Regions from separate parts of the Homo sapiens genome. Here all the other regions are linked to region 2. A link is a loop called in an ENCODE intact Hi-C map of the cell type or tissue named here. Cell type or tissue: Panc1. All regions are shown on one strand. Region 1 has its middle 61 kb from the start of NUDT7. Region 2 has its middle 37 kb from the start of SYCE1L. Region 3 overlaps ADAMTS18 (ADAM metallopeptidase with thrombospondin type 1 motif 18).

Region 1 (5,000 bases), 430 kb before region 2:
ACCAGCCTGGGCAACATAGGGAGACCCCTTCTCTACAAAAAAGTAAAACCTTAGCTGAGCATGGTAGTGCATGCCTGTAGTCCCAGCTACCCTGGAGGTTGAGGTGGGAGGAACTCTTGAGCCTGGGAGGTCAAGGCGGCAGTGAGCCATGATCATACCACTGCACTTCAACCTAGGCAACAGAGCAAGAGTCTGTCTCAAAAAAAGTGTGTGTGTTGAAGGGGGGTCTATGCCTTGTGTGTAACACTGTGCCTGGTATGTGGTAAGTTCCCAGAGATAATTAGTGAATAAAAACTTAGCAAGAACTGGACACATGGAGGAGAGATAAAGACATATAAAGACATCTCAGTTGGGAAAAGCTGTGAGTAAAGAAACTGAGAAATGAAATCAAAAGGATGAAGTTCTTTTTTTTTTTTTTGACAGAGTTTCGTTTTGTTGCCCAGGCTGGAGTGCAGTGGTGTGATCCTGGCTCACTGCAACCTCTGCCTCCCAGGTTCAAGCAATTCTTCTGCCTCAGCCTCCCAAGTAGCTGGGATTACAGGTACGCGCCACCAAGCAAGGCTAATTTTTGTATTTTTAGAAGAGATGGGGTTTTGCCATGTTGGCCAGGCTGGTCTCAAACTCCTGGCCTTAGTTCATTCACCTGCCTCGGTCTCCCAAAGTGCTGGGATTACAGGCAGGAGCCTCCACACCTGGCCCAATACATGAAGTTTGTTATTGTTAAGCACATTGCTGCTTTTCTTCCCATGTAACTCCACCAAAGACATTTTTCCCCCCAAGTTTTCTAATGGGCTGAAATCAAGTTGAGGATAGGGACCAGTGTTATAAATAAAATGCTTGTTCCTTGCTACCACAAGGAAAAATTAACATTCAGACAAAAAAATTTTCTCAGCAAGCCAACTTTACTTTCTGCAGAAAGGGTACTGCTCATCAGCAATCTTGCCATGAGAGTACAATGAACAAAGGAAAGATAGGAATATTTATCCCTTACGCATTGGGTGCTTACTGCTGTGTCTGATCTCTGTTGGTTGGAGCTGGACCTCCCAGTCTAAGCTAAACCTGATTGGCTAATAACTCAAAACTTTTCTAAATCGGTAGAGGCAATGGAGAACAAAATGAAAAGAGGAAGTTGCTTGCGAAAGGACTTAGAAAAGTAATAACATTTCAAAATAAGGAAGGGGCATAGGCTGTGAGCTGGAACTTGCCTGTGAACATGCCTAGCACAAATATATTGGTTAAAGTACAAGGACATAGAATGTACTACGTGCCTGTGAGCATGTCTACCACAAGTATCTTGGTTAAAGTACAAGGACATAGAATGTACTTATTCCCTTATGTCTAACAGCTGCATAGGATAAGGCTTAACAAAGAGTTATTAGCAAAAAGCAAGAAGGCTTTCAAGAAAGTCTTTAAAAGAAACTATTATTTCTAATATTTATTATTATTATCCTTTAACAAGAATGGAAACTTTGAAGAGAACTTTTTACTTTCCATAACTAGGTATTCTACATTAGCACATCTCAACCTTTAACATAAATCACCCACAGACCTTGTTGAAATGCAGATTCTAAATCAGCAGATCTGGTGGGCCTGAGGTTCTGCATTTATAACAAGCTCCCAGGTGATGCTGATGCTACTGACCTGAGACCACACTCAGAAAGCCTATGTCTATACAAAAATCTGCACACAGATATACTTATAGCAGCTTTACTCACAATCGCCCATACTTGGAAGCAACCAAGATATCTTTTAATAGGATATAGTAAGGTAAATATGAATAGTTTGTGGATAAACTGTATACATTCAGACAATGGAATATTGTTTAGCACTGAAAACAAATGAGCTATCAAGCCATGAAAAGATATGGCAGAAACTTAAATGCATATTAGTAAGTGAAAGAAGCCAATCTGAAAAGGTTAGATCCTATAAAATTCCAACTATATGACATTCTGGAAAGGCCAAAACTATGGAGAGAGTAAAAAGATCAGGGATCACCAGGGATTAAGTGGGAGGGAAGGATGGACAGGTGGAGCACAAAAGATTTTCAGGGAAGCGAAATTACTCTGTATGATGCAAGTGATAGACACGTGTGATTATGTATTTGTCCAAAGTCATAGAATGGACATAAAGAGTGAACCCTGATGTAAACTGTGACTTTAGATGATAATGGTGTGCCATTGTAGATTCATCAGTTATAACAAATATACCATTCTAGTGTGGGACATTGATAATGGGAGAGGCCATATGTATGTCAGAAGTATATGGATATGTCTCTACCTCCCTATCCATTGTACTGTAAACCTAAGACTTCTGTAAAAAAAATCATTATTTATTTATTTTATTATTTTTTATTTATTTATTTTTTGAGACGGAATCTTGCTCTGTCATGCAGGCTGGAGTGCAGTGGTGCGATCTAGGCTCATTGCAAGCTCCGCTTCCCAGGTTCACACCATTCTCCTGCCTCAGCCTCCCGAGTAGCTGGGACTACAGGCGCCCGCCACCACGCCTGGCTAATTTTTTTGTATTTTTAGTAGCGACGGGGTTTCACCGTGTTAGCCAGGATGGTCTCCATCTCCTGACTTTGTGATCTGCCTGCCTCGGCCTCCCAAATTGCTGGGATTGCAGGCGTGAGCCACCGCGCCCGGCCAAAAAAATTATCTTTTTAAAAAAATTCTCTATTCATCCCTCCCTCCCCCTCAGCCCCTGGCAATCACTGATTTTTGTTGTTGTTGTTTTTACTGTCTCCATAGTTTTGCCTTTTCCTGAATGTCATGTAGTTGGTGTTATATAGTAAACACAGACACACACATACACAGACACACACACACACACACACGGCAGGGGAATGCACATGGTTAATGATTTTTTTTGTTTTTTAATGCCATTTTTGTAAAATTCAAAAGCTACAAGCCCCGATGACAATGGTCTTTGGACTCCTGGTTCAGAGTGATTTGCAAGCCTCATTGAAAAGTCCACTAGGGGGAGAAGTTTAGTAGCGTTGGAACTCTTCTCGTCAGCCAGAAGTGATTTTTTTTTCCCCTTGAAGAGTCTGCTTCTCAATAAACAAAAGATCACTCTCAAAATTAAACACTCCCATGCCAGATGGCTTGATGTGCGTGTCCGAAGATTTTCCTGAGGCACGTGTGAATGAATGTTCAGCAGAAGAGTGGCGGGCGTCTGGGAAGAGCTGATGCTTCCATCCCATGGGCAGCCAAAGGGTGGGCGTCTGGGAGCAAGAGCCTGAACATCTCCAAAGATCGCGGCTGTGCGTGTTTATTCACAATGAGTGAAACAAACTCCTGGATTGTTTAGGCATTGTTGAGGAGATCGCACTAGGCTCCCACAAGAATGCTGCATACACAGCAGGGTTGTTCTCAGTACAGGTTAGGGGCAGACACCCAGCAGTGCTGAGAGATTCTTCCTGGGGTAGGACAAGTGTGCCAAGAAGCATATGCTATCCAGAGAGAGGGCACCTTTACTCACTGTAGGCTTTTAGCTACAATGTATAATTGGAATGATGTTCTCAGTGCTAAACCTCCTAAGATGATGTTTGCCATAGTGCCAGAGGTTTAACCATCAAGGAATAATGTTTTGGAAGCAGTGGCCCTAGACAGCCATCATTTGTAGACACTTTTCTCAATTTCTGCCATGGCTGTGTGCCACGTTTCTTTAGTTTCCTTTAAACAGAGTCATTTTACTTAGGATAAAATAAGTTATTTTCAAAAGAGGCATATAGCTATTATAATTGGGAAAACAAGTTCCGTTTGCCATAAATAGAAAGCATGTGTAAAAATAAATTCAACAAAGACACAACCATATTACTAAACTCTAGCTAGAGACTGTGCCCTCCTCAAGGTTTTGAAACTGAGATCTGCTCCCTAGTAAACAAGGGAATTAGCAAGTACTAGAAAGAGGTGTAAAAGATGTTTTAGTTCCCACATGATTTTTTTTCATTTTTTCCCCTTCAACAAAATAATCAAGACGCCTGAAAGGCTGAGAGATACAGAGCTAGGGACAGAGTCCTACTAACTTAGTGTATTAGTCCATTTTCACACTGCTATAAAGAATACCCGGCTGGGCGTGGTGGCTCACACCTGTAATCCCAACACTTTGGGAGGTCCAGGCGGGTGGATTACCTGAGTTCAGCAGTTCGAGAAACCCTGTCTTTACTAAAAATACAAAACTTAGCCAGTCATGGTGGCACGCGTCTGTAATCTCAGCTGCTCAGGAGGCTCAGGCAGGAGAATCGCTCGAACCCAGGAGGCAGAGGTTGCAGTGAGCTGAGATTGCACAACTGCACGCCAGCCTAGGCAACAGAGCAAGATGCTGTCAGAAAAAAAAGAAAGAAAGAAAAGAAAAGAAGGAAGGAAGGGAGAGAGAGAAAGAGAGAGAGAGAGAAAGAAAGAGAAAGAAAAAAAAGAAAGAAAGAGAAAGAAAGAAAGAAAGGAAGAATACCCAAGAGTGGGTAAAGTTTAAAGGAAAGAGTTTTGACTCACAGTTCTGTATGGCTGGGGAGGCCTCCAGAAACTTACAATCATGGCGGAAGGCAAAGGGAAGACAGGCATCTTCACACAGCTTTTTCTTTCTGTGTCATTCAGAGTTACTTAATGTCTGCATAGCCAGCCAATCTGTGATCCACCCAAAAACACCTAACGTACCACCAGTGGAACTCCTCTAACACTTGGGTGAACACAGCTTTAACTCAAAGAGATGAAAGCATCACCTGCCAGAAAGCTCTTCCTCTGCTGCCCCAGAGGTGAGAAGCTGCTCAAGTCCTTCAAGAAGAAGGAAGCTGCAGATCTAACCCCAAAACTGCGTTGTCAAAAATAACAGATAAACTAGAATTCAGAAGCATCCTGTTACCTGGCTAGCGGTCTGTATTTCTCTCTTTGTTTTAGCATCTCCAAATAAAGATATTTGAGCTAGTTTTGTTGACCCTCTGGGGTGAACAAACTAAGGTCTGTTCACTAAGATTGCTTAGGAAGAATTTGGACAAAGTC
Region 2 (5,000 bases):
AGTCACAGATACCTTTGTGTTTGGGAAGGCAGATTATTCCCATGGGAAAATCCTCTTTCTCCCACTCTCTTTATCTAAGTCACTCCTATTCACTCACTTTGCAGGTCACAGATTAGACAATCTTCCCCTGGGAATTATTCTCTGACTTCCGCAGTTATACTACATTTCACGCACCCATGCTTGTAATGCCTGTTTTTCCCATCAGTCCGAAGCCCTGGGAAGGCAAGGACAGAGCCTGCCTCGGTCACTGTCATACTCCCAGCATCTACTTTAGCACGTACCATCCGTGGAAAGAATTTCCTTCTTATGTGTTAATATCTCATGAGTCCTTCACGTGTTTACTGATCCCTTAACCAGGCTACCCGTTTCACTACAGGATCATGCTGTGTGTGACAATGTTTCTCCTTAAAGGATATATGCTCCACCTCTGTGTCTATCTTCTGTTCATAGGTCTACATCTGATCACTAAGAGCCCTTCAAACCTCCCCCGAGTATGTGCGTATTTGAATACAGGTGCAATGCTCTCTGTAAGTCATCTCTTCTTCAGCCTACAGTATAAAAAACAGCTGAGGGCCCTGGGAACATCTGGCCTGGGGTAGTACTTGACCATCCAGAGCCTTCTCCTGACAATTTTTCAGTCACTCAAAACACCTTCAAAGTGTAGCATCAAAAGCTCAGCACCACCAAGAGTGGTCTGACCAAGGCAGGTTAGAGAAAAATTGTTACATTCATGGCTTCAATCTTTTTTCTTTTGTTAATGTCACTTTCAGCTCATGTTGATTTACCAGATAGCTTTGTTTTGCTGATTATAAAGGCCTTGCAGCCAGCAGTCATCTGTGTGAAAAAGACTCCTGGGTCAGCACTCATTCACATCTCACCTCGACCTGACAACATGCACTTTGTTTTACTTATTAACATTTTAGGGAACAAGCACAGCATGTTTCATCTACTCTTGTTCTATTTTATTTTCCTTTTGAGAGAGAGTCTCACCCTGTTGCCCAGGCTAGAGTTCAGCGACAGGGTCTTGTCTCACTGCAGCCTCAACCTCCTGGGCCCGAGTGATCCTTTCTCCCCAGCTTTTGCCTCCCGAATAACTGGGACTACAGTCGTGTACCACCACACTCAGCTAATTTTTTAATTTTCGTAGAGACAAGGTCTCCCTATGTTGCCCAGGCTGGTCTCAAACTCCTGGCCTGAAGCGATCCACTTGCCTCGGCCTCCTAAAATGCTGGGATTACAAGCTGTGAGGCCTTAGCCTTGCTTTAGAATGTATATGGTAATTGGACTTTCTAGGTGCTATTGTGATTACAAAAGACTGTAATATGCGATGCTCCTGAGACTCTACACGAGGCCAGAATTCCATATTATATTTCACTTAACCAGAACTTGCTTTTGGTAGAAAAGCTTCTATTTAGCAGTTGGTAAAATTATTTAGTGCAATAGTGATCTGTTTGGAAAATTAAAAAAAAAGGCCAGGCACAGTGGCTCACGCCTGTAATTCCAACACTTTGGGAGGGCGAGGCAGGCGGATCACTTAAGCCCAGGAGTTTGAGACCAGCCTGGGCAACATGGTGAGGTTCTGTCTCTACAAAAAATAAAAATAAAAATAAATAAATTAGCGGGGCATGGTGGTGTGTGCCTGTGGTCCCAGCTACTTGGGGGTTGAGGGAGGAGGATCACTTGAACCCAGGAGGTCGAGACTGCAGTGAACCAAAATCGTGCCACTACCCTCCTGCTTGGGCAACAGAGCAAGACCCCATAAAAAAAAATAAATTACAAGTGACACTGAATTTAATTTTCGAATGAATTTTCTCTTGTTCCAGCGTTGCAGGGGGGAGTGAAGGCTTTAACAAGAAGGGATGATTTAGAATTAGACAAATTTGGGATTGCATCTCTTTTCTACCACCCTGTAAATCAATCACCTAGAGTATTAAGCGGGCGGGGTAAAGGATAAAGTTACTTTCTTATGTTAAACTACACATCTATGTGGATAGATATGATCTTTTAGTGTGCGCATCTGTGCTGAGTATACTGAAGCATGCATGCAACTCGTCCTAGTTCTTTGCTTTTTCCCCCTCGGTGGCTTAAGTCTAAAAGAGGTGCTAAAAAGATGGCAGCTCCTTCTGAACCTTGCTTGGAATTGGTGGCTCAGTGGCCTTGCCTCAGCTTGGGGGCGGTGTGTGTCTACGCAGAGCAGTCACACCTACGTGGACAGTAACAGGGCGCTCTTGGTTAGTAGGTGCACATGTGGGTCGGGGAGCAGAGACAGGAGGCTCCGCAAAGAAAGCCTCGGAGCCAGCCCGGCTCAGTGCCCAGCCGCGAAGCCGTAGCGCCCTCTGGTGTGCCCTGAACATATTGCATGGCGTCACAAGGCGGTTGGGACCGCTTGGAGCATCTCTGAGCCGACGCTGCCATCTCCTGGTGAGAGTCGCTTTCAGCAAATCTCCAGACTATTCAGCGTTCTAGGCTAGGAGCCACAAGGACTGGGCCACTTTCGCCCGAATTCCCAGGGTCCACTTTTGGAAGGCATGAAAACACACAGGAAAGACTAGTTGGCTGCCAGCAGAGCCCCTGATGACTTCAAAACATCCTCTGGGCCCGCCTTCCCCTACACAAATCTTTACCACTGCACTTTTGTATGTTTGGCGAGGGGGTGGTTGGGTTTTTTTGTTGTTGTTTTGCGATTTTGTTTTTTTGAGACAGGGTCTTGCTCTGTCACGCAGGCTTGAGTGCAGTGGCACAATCACAGCTCACTGCAGCCTGGACCTCCCTGGACTCAAGTGATCCTGATGCCTCAACCTCTTGAATAGCGGGAACCACAGGTGCACCCACCACGCCCAGCTAATTTTAAAAATATATTTTGCAGAGGTGGTGGGGGTGAGGGTCTCACTGTGTCGCCCAGGCTGGTCTAAAACTCCTGGCCTCAAAGGATTCTCCTGCATCAGCCTCCAAAACTGCTGGGATTACAGGCATGAGCCACGGTACCCACCCTGCTGCACTTTACAAACCACCCTGTGCTGCTTGTTTTCTTTCTGGTCTTTGAGGCCCCTACATGATTCTGAAGCAAATTATGTGAAGATGTTGTTGTCAGTGGTAGGAATTAAGCAACTTTACCAGAAAGTAATTTTTCCATGTTATTTATGCATGGAAACAAATATGTATTCTAAAGCAATATATACTGTTATATTTACTGTTTAACCTCATAGAAACCTTGCAAAATAGAAGCCACTTAAAGCCTCACACCCAAACCTCTATTGGAACCTTTTCACTTGGCTTTGTGTGTACTTATAGAACAAATTAAACACATAAATACTAAAAACAAAAAGCAGCTCATAATCCTCTCCTTTTGGCTTTAAAAAAATTATTTAAAGGCTTAACATGTATTAATTTAAAGGAAATGGCATGAAATGAAGAAAATGTCTCCTCATCCTGTCTTCCCAAGGGAAACCTGTGTAAATCATTCCTCAAACATCCTCCTAGGTTAAAATGAAGACACCTGCCATGTATATGTAGACAGTATTAATCTCAGTCCACACAGGTGTGAAAAAAGCTGCACTCTTTGTATAGTCCGTTCTCCCATTGTTACAAGGAACTATCTGAGACGGGGTAACTTATGAAAAAAAGAGGTTTCACTGACTCACAGTTCCGCAGGCTTAACTGGAAGCATGGCTGAGAGGCTTCAGGAAACTTAAAATCATGGCAGAAGGCGAAGGGGAAGCAAGCATCGTCTTACTGGGGCGTCTTACCAGGGCAGAGCAGGAGAGTGAGTAAGAAGGGGGAGGTGCCACACACGTTTAAAGGATTAGATCTCCTGAGAACTCAGTATCGTGAGAACAGCAAGGGGGACGCTGACGTGCAAGATCCAATCACCTCCCACCAGGCCCCTCCCCCAATTCGACATTGGAGATTTGGGTGGGAATACAAATCCAAACCATATCAGCTTTAATTTTTATAACTAACTTATTTTCGGGTGGCCCACATTTTGACAGGTGGGTGGTAATTATATGCTCCAACTGTTACCGGAGAGGGGTCCTGATCCAGACCCAAGAGAGGGTTCTTGAGTCTCCCGCGGGAAAGAATTAGAGGTGAATCCATAAAGCGAAAGCAAGTTTATCAGGAAAGTAAAGGAATAAAGAACGGCTACTCCATAGGCAGAGCAGCGGCTTGGGCCGCTCAGCTGCTCAGACTTAGTGTTACTTCTTGATTACATGCTAAACATGGGGTGGATTATTCATGAGTTTTTTGGGTAAGGTGTAGGCAATTCCCAGAACTGAGGTTTCCTCCCGTTTTTAGTCCATATAAGGTAACTCCCTGACATTGCCATAGCATTTGTAAACTGTGATGGCATTGGTAGGAGTGTGTTTTAGTATGGCAATGCATTGTAATTAATGTATAATGAGCAGTGAGGACGACCAGAGGTCACTTTCATTGTCATCTTGGTTTTGGTGGGTGTGGCCAGCTTCTTTACTGCAAGCTGTTTTATCAGGAAGGTGTTTGTGATGTTTGACCTCCTAATCTCATCCTGTGACTTAAAATGCCTAACCTCCTGGGAATACAACCCAGCAAAGTCTCAGCCTTATTTTACCCAGCCCCTATTCAAGATGGAGTCGCTCTGGTTCAAAGGCCTCTGACATAACCTCTAAGGGTGATGTTAGGAGTTACAGTGTGGAGGTTCGTTTGGTTCTTGGCCAGCTATTCTACCAGGTGATTTTTGAGAGATCTGTGAATTCTGGACCTTTCAAGAGGTCCTTGGCCATTTCCATGGTGTGCGCAGGATGTGGGTGGGGGGGGCTGGGGGGGGAGCCTCTTTGCCAATCCCATGTTTGTATAAATATGCCACTGGGCACGTCCCTTTCAGTCCTGCAACTTCTTTGTAAACACCGCATAAACCTGGGACTCCTCGTCCAAGTCCAGGGCTTCTCTCCTCCCTCACTCCCTTCCCAACCCAGAGGAAGCTCTTTCTCATCTGTGAGAAAGCATCTCTTTTTTATACTCCACTT
Region 3 (5,000 bases), 200 kb before region 2:
AACGGCGGCGGCTCTCACCTGGAGCCGCACCTGGGGCGCCGAGCTCCGGGGCCGCGGAAAGAATGCGCGCCGCCCGTGCGCTCCGCCTGCCGCGTCTGGCCACCCGCAGCCGCCGCGTCCGCACCTGACCATGGAGTGCGCCCTCCTGCTCGCGTGTGCCTTCCCGGCTGCGGGTTCGGGCCCGCCGAGGGGCCTGGCGGGACTGGGGCGCGTGGCCAAGGCAGGTGCCGCCGAGCGGAGCTCCGAGAGCGGGTGGCAGGGGGCGCCCGACGCCAGCCCCGCCGCGCCCCTCACGCGCGATGTCACCTTTTCTCTTGCAGGCGCTCCAGCTGTGCTGCCTCTGCTGTGCGTCGGTCGCCGCGGCCTTAGCCAGTGACAGCAGCAGCGGCGCCAGCGGATTAAATGATGGTTCGTATTTGCCCCCCATCCCCAAGAAGGGCCTTTCGCAGCACTTTGACCCTTCCTTCCCCCAAAGAGAGAAAAGATGGAAAAGCGCACCCCCTAACCTGGCAGGTGTGCGCTGTCTTGGAAATGGTTCCTGTTTGGAGAGGGGGGAAGGTTGGCAAGGACTGAACTTATCAAAAGAATCAACGCCCCGAGCTGCAAGTCACATAAAAGCAAATACTCTCCCTCCTTCACAGGTGGCTTGTTAAGAAGAACAAGAAAAAAAAAAAAATCCTAACTGCAGTGAGAAATTCGAAGGGAAGTGGACATTAACTAAGGAATTACTTATTTCCTCCCTCTCCTAACTCTTGTTGGGGGAAGCTAATTCTTAGTGGGAGATGAAAGAATGTGAGCCTCTTTCCTCTCTCCATCTTTCCTCATTTTTCTCTCGACTTCTGTTCCTTTTCTATCTCTTCTTTTTTTTTCATTTCTGCTTCCCTTGTTTTACGGATGTCTAAGGCTGCTTTTAGAGAGAGGAAAGCAGGTGACTTCAGGTCTCTGAGTCCTTTATCTATCTTTTCTGACGTTCGCCAGCCACAAACTTCCAGAAAATCCCTCACTTCTGACATTTATTAACTTCCCAGTGGAGCCCAGAGGGAAATCCTTGTTTTGATTGTTTCCCATCAGCTACAGGAGAACAGCTGATTCCTGACGCAAGGTGTCTAGGAAAACCTTACAGCTCAACCTGGATTCTTTAGAATTCTGTAATTTTTAGTTTTGCAAGGTTATCTCCTTTTCTTGTCAGGGGAATGGGGAGTGGGGCAGGATGGAGTCATGGAGAAGGGATTCACCTTTTGTCCAAACAGAGAGGCTGCAGTTTCTAAAACCACCCCTCATTCTTATATCAGGATCAGATGGCTGGAGGCCACGTCCGACCCAGCCACAACCTTGTAAGGACCTCACCCTTACTCACCTCCTGAAGTGGTCAATCAGAGATCACTCTTTACAGGGGACACTGACTGCCCTTCTTCCATCAAGAACCGAATGTAACCGACAGCCTGTTATTCTCCCCTTGGAAACAAGCTGGTAGCAGGTGTCTGGGGCCGTTTGATGGCTGGTTCCATAGAAGGCTGGCTGGATAACGTTCCTACAGAGCCTTCCAAGTAAGAGCAGGCAGAGTTTCAGATGATTTGGGACAAGAAGGTGAGACACAGACTTCCTGCATATGTCAGGAATCTTTTTCATAGTTAAGTTTTAGTTTGACAGAAGGAGAAGGTAGACTTTCTCTAAGAAATTGCACATAATCAAGAGCCACATCCCTTTAAAGCAATGTATCAGATTTTTAAGAGAAGAAAAATATTGTATGTCTGGCTCAGATTTTCAAGGTTAAGAGAGGGGAAAAACTTTTCCCCCCATTATTGTAAAATATGTATGTCAATTATACAGCATTTTTAGTTAAAGGAGGGAGTCAAGAAGAAAAATGGGAGTGGGAGGACATAAAGAATATAAAAATGAAAGCTGCCCAAGGAATAAGTCACAGATGGTTCATAAACAGAAGAAAATTATTGTCTATTGTGGAGAATTCTTTTTTAATGTGAGCCTAATTAGGCCATCACTCATTGATCTTTGCTAGCTACAGGGGCTCCACTATTCCTTAGTTTTTTTTTTTTTATTGGAGGAGGGGGAAGGTTGTTGACTGTTTAGGGAAAAGAGAAATTTCTCTTCCTTTTCCTCCTCCAGTAACTGGGGACCCAAGTGACTCAAACATACCTCGTCATTATTCAACAGCTTTCTAAACACTTTCCAAAGTAGTTTCCCATTCTGTGCCTTGAAAGTGGAAATGCAGGCTGTTTTTTAATGCACAGAGGGCATATTCCAAATCATTTTGTGGGATGATGCTTTTCAGCTTCAATGTTTGGTGAAAGAAAACAGTGTGCTGGCTTTGCTTTTCAAATAGCAAATTGTATTTTAGCTCCTCCTCTTTGGAACATTCAGCAATTAGTACTGCTCTAGGGAGCAGTGGTGAAGGTATTTTTAAACATGCCTTTCCAGGTGTCCCCTGATCTGACACTCCCCCACCAACATGCCTGAGCAATTTTATACATCAGACTATATAGGAGGGTTCTGACAATTTTGAGGCATTTTTGTGCATGCACTGTATTTTATGCTTACAATTAAATGGGATCATCCCTGTGAAAGCTCACAGTAAAATGCTAAGGGTGATACAAGTGCTGGAGTTTTCTTATCACACATAAATAATATTGGAAAAATGAAAATGCTGTTGCTTGTTAATGATCTGAAATATCATCTGAGGCTACCCCACACTGTGAGTTAGGACTTGAAATGTAAACTCTGCCTCTGCCAAAATGTTCCCGATTCAGTTTAAGCACAGAGAAATTAACCTCCTTGAAGAAATTTCCCGATTTTGTAGTTTTATGTTTATTAACTTTATCTTCAAAAAAATTAAATTTTATATATATGAATGGTTCTGTGGCCAATATTATAAAAGGCCCAGACCATTAAACATCAAAAGAATGTTCTAAATCTCTCTCCAGACAATGAGAGGTGTTACATTTTTCCACAGACATCCATGAAATTCATCAAAATTGTGCTTGGCTTTCGGGCACCTGTAGAAATGACTGTGGCCGAGTTAGTTGTAGAGACAGGTCTTCTGCTGCCTGTGCTGCTCTGAATTATATTTGATCTAGGTGCAAGGCAATAGGAACAAAGATATCTTTGAGCTTTGTGTTGCTCTTTGCCAGCTTGCTGGAAAGAGACCATTTGGAATTGTGGGCTCTGGGTGCTGACAGCTGAACTTTTCCCATTGCAGATTACGTCTTTGTCACGCCAGTAGAAGTAGACTCAGCCGGGTCATATATTTCACACGACATTTTGCACAACGGCAGGAAAAAGCGATCGGCGCAGAATGCCAGAAGCTCCCTGCACTACCGATTTTCAGCATTTGGACAGGAACTGCACTTAGAACTTAAGCCCTCGGCGATTTTGAGCAGTCACTTTATTGTCCAGGTACTTGGAAAAGATGGTGCTTCAGAGACTCAGAAACCCGAGGTGCAGCAATGCTTCTATCAGGGATTTATCAGAAATGACAGCTCCTCCTCTGTCGCTGTGTCTACGTGTGCTGGCTTGGTAAGTACACCCCAGTCTGAGTTGAGCTCCCTCTTTCGTGTTTTGTGTAACTTGAATGAACAGATGTCTGCAATATAAATGCTCTTCCAGCCAACTCCACACATTCACACTGTCAGCCTTGATACTTCTAATATTCTCAATTGAATTAATCTAATGTGCTCCCAGAAAAAGAAAATATAATAGAACTTTAATTACCATTTAGAACAATCTTTTGATGTTTAATGGTCTGGGACTTTTCATTCTCCATGTTTGAGATGATCCCCAAGGAAATTAACTTGATGGATGCCATTCGCTTTGTAATGTCCCGGGAGACCAGGCATTCTATAAATCTAACAAGCTTCATGCGTCTACATGGCTTTGAAATGGGAAAACTGTATTTCAATGCGAAATTGCATTCAGCAGCACTGGTAAGATCAACCTTCACTTTGCTGAAGGGAGGCCTTTTGTCTTCTTTGAACTAATCTGTTGCTGGTGTCCTGCTCACATAAGACATCCTTTTAGAATGTGGGGTGCTGTGTTCCTGGGCTGGCAGGATTAAATGTGGCATTCAGGGAAGCAGAACCTTTTAAAAGCATTTGGGACCAGTGTTATTTCCTCCCTATGTAATCCTCATCTGCTGAGCACCAGGCCAAGAATATCAGTGTAAATGATACTCTTCTCAGGATTCAATCAAATATACGAGGCGGTAAATGTTGTTCTGGGTTGATTTCATTCTGTGTTGTGATTGAGAAGTGTCTTGAATTGACAGAAGAGTTTGTGTGTGTTGAGACACATGGTGATTGTGCTCTGGCATGGCCAGAAGAAGGAAAATGTGAGAAAGCCCAAGTGAGGATGTAGTGAGTAATGTACATGGTACATCATGGCACAAAGCAAGAGGGGTGGCTTGGGTACGGGTGAATGCGGACTCCCATGTTCTTTGTTAGTTGAAACTTTCAGTTACTTTTTAATTTTTTCCCCCTATTATGGCCTGAAATTTAGCTAAAACCTTTCATTACAACCACAATCACGGTATTCTTTCTTTGGTCTATTTAAAATGATGAACATGGCTCACCATTGACCTATATATTATAACATGGTTACATGCCCCTGTGTGTGCACACATGACTATATCTTGTTTTTTTGTTTGTTTGTTTGTTTGTTTGTTTTGTTGTGGCACATCTCCTTCTCTTTACTTAGCATCCCCTTTGTATTTCTCTTTCTTCTGTCTATTCCGGTGTCCTAAAGGAGGAGTTTACACAACCCACCGTAGTGGCTTAAACTATCCCATTCCACATACCAGTAGTTGAAAGCAGTCTGCCCAGGTTCTAATTCTCAGACCAGCATTTACTCATAGGACCTTAGACAAATTGTTTAACTCTGTGTTAAGTAGAGTTAACTATGCCTTAGTTTCTTTATTTCTAAGATGGGAATAACAAGAGTTTACATCACAGGGCAGTGGGGATTCAATTATTTCTTATGTGGAAAGTGCC

The links. A loop is a pair of places that touch in the nucleus more often than their neighbours do. Peaks named below come from ENCODE experiments on the same cell type or tissue, not always from the same donor. Only the 100,000 strongest peaks of a DNase experiment are listed, where the experiment ranks them.
Region 1: it touches region 2 in a loop (6-fold over the local background); 56 of 110 quality-filtered maps call a loop at or near these places.
Region 3: a loop joins it to region 2, with 5 times the contacts of the local background. A loop is called at or near these places in 10 of 110 quality-filtered maps.

Annotation. Positions count from the first base shown.
Region 1 is chr16:77,658,595-77,663,594 of GRCh38, reverse strand. No RefSeq gene overlaps it. Among named protein-coding and RNA genes, the nearest start is that of NUDT7, 61 kb to the left of the region's middle. In Panc1, CTCF peaks have their summits at 2,770 and 2,978 (motif pointing right); no DNase peak of the experiment used is centred here; H3K27ac peaks cover 486 bases.
Region 2 is chr16:77,233,591-77,238,590 of GRCh38, reverse strand. No RefSeq gene overlaps it. Among named protein-coding and RNA genes, the nearest start is that of SYCE1L, 37 kb to the right of the region's middle. In Panc1, a CTCF peak has its summit at 2,347 (motif pointing left); a DNase peak (open chromatin) is centred at 2,340; H3K4me3 peaks cover 2,059 bases; H3K27ac peaks cover 4,162 bases.
Region 3 is chr16:77,429,826-77,434,825 of GRCh38, reverse strand. It overlaps ADAMTS18 (ADAM metallopeptidase with thrombospondin type 1 motif 18), which reads left to right. Exons shown (of 23, transcript NM_199355.4): 1 at 1-220; 2 at 321-408; 3 at 3,215-3,531. The coding sequence starts at 131. Among named protein-coding and RNA genes, the nearest start is that of ADAMTS18, 2.7 kb to the left of the region's middle. RefSeq lists an enhancer at 1-96. In Panc1, no CTCF peak of the experiment used is centred here; no DNase peak of the experiment used is centred here; H3K27ac peaks cover 2,182 bases.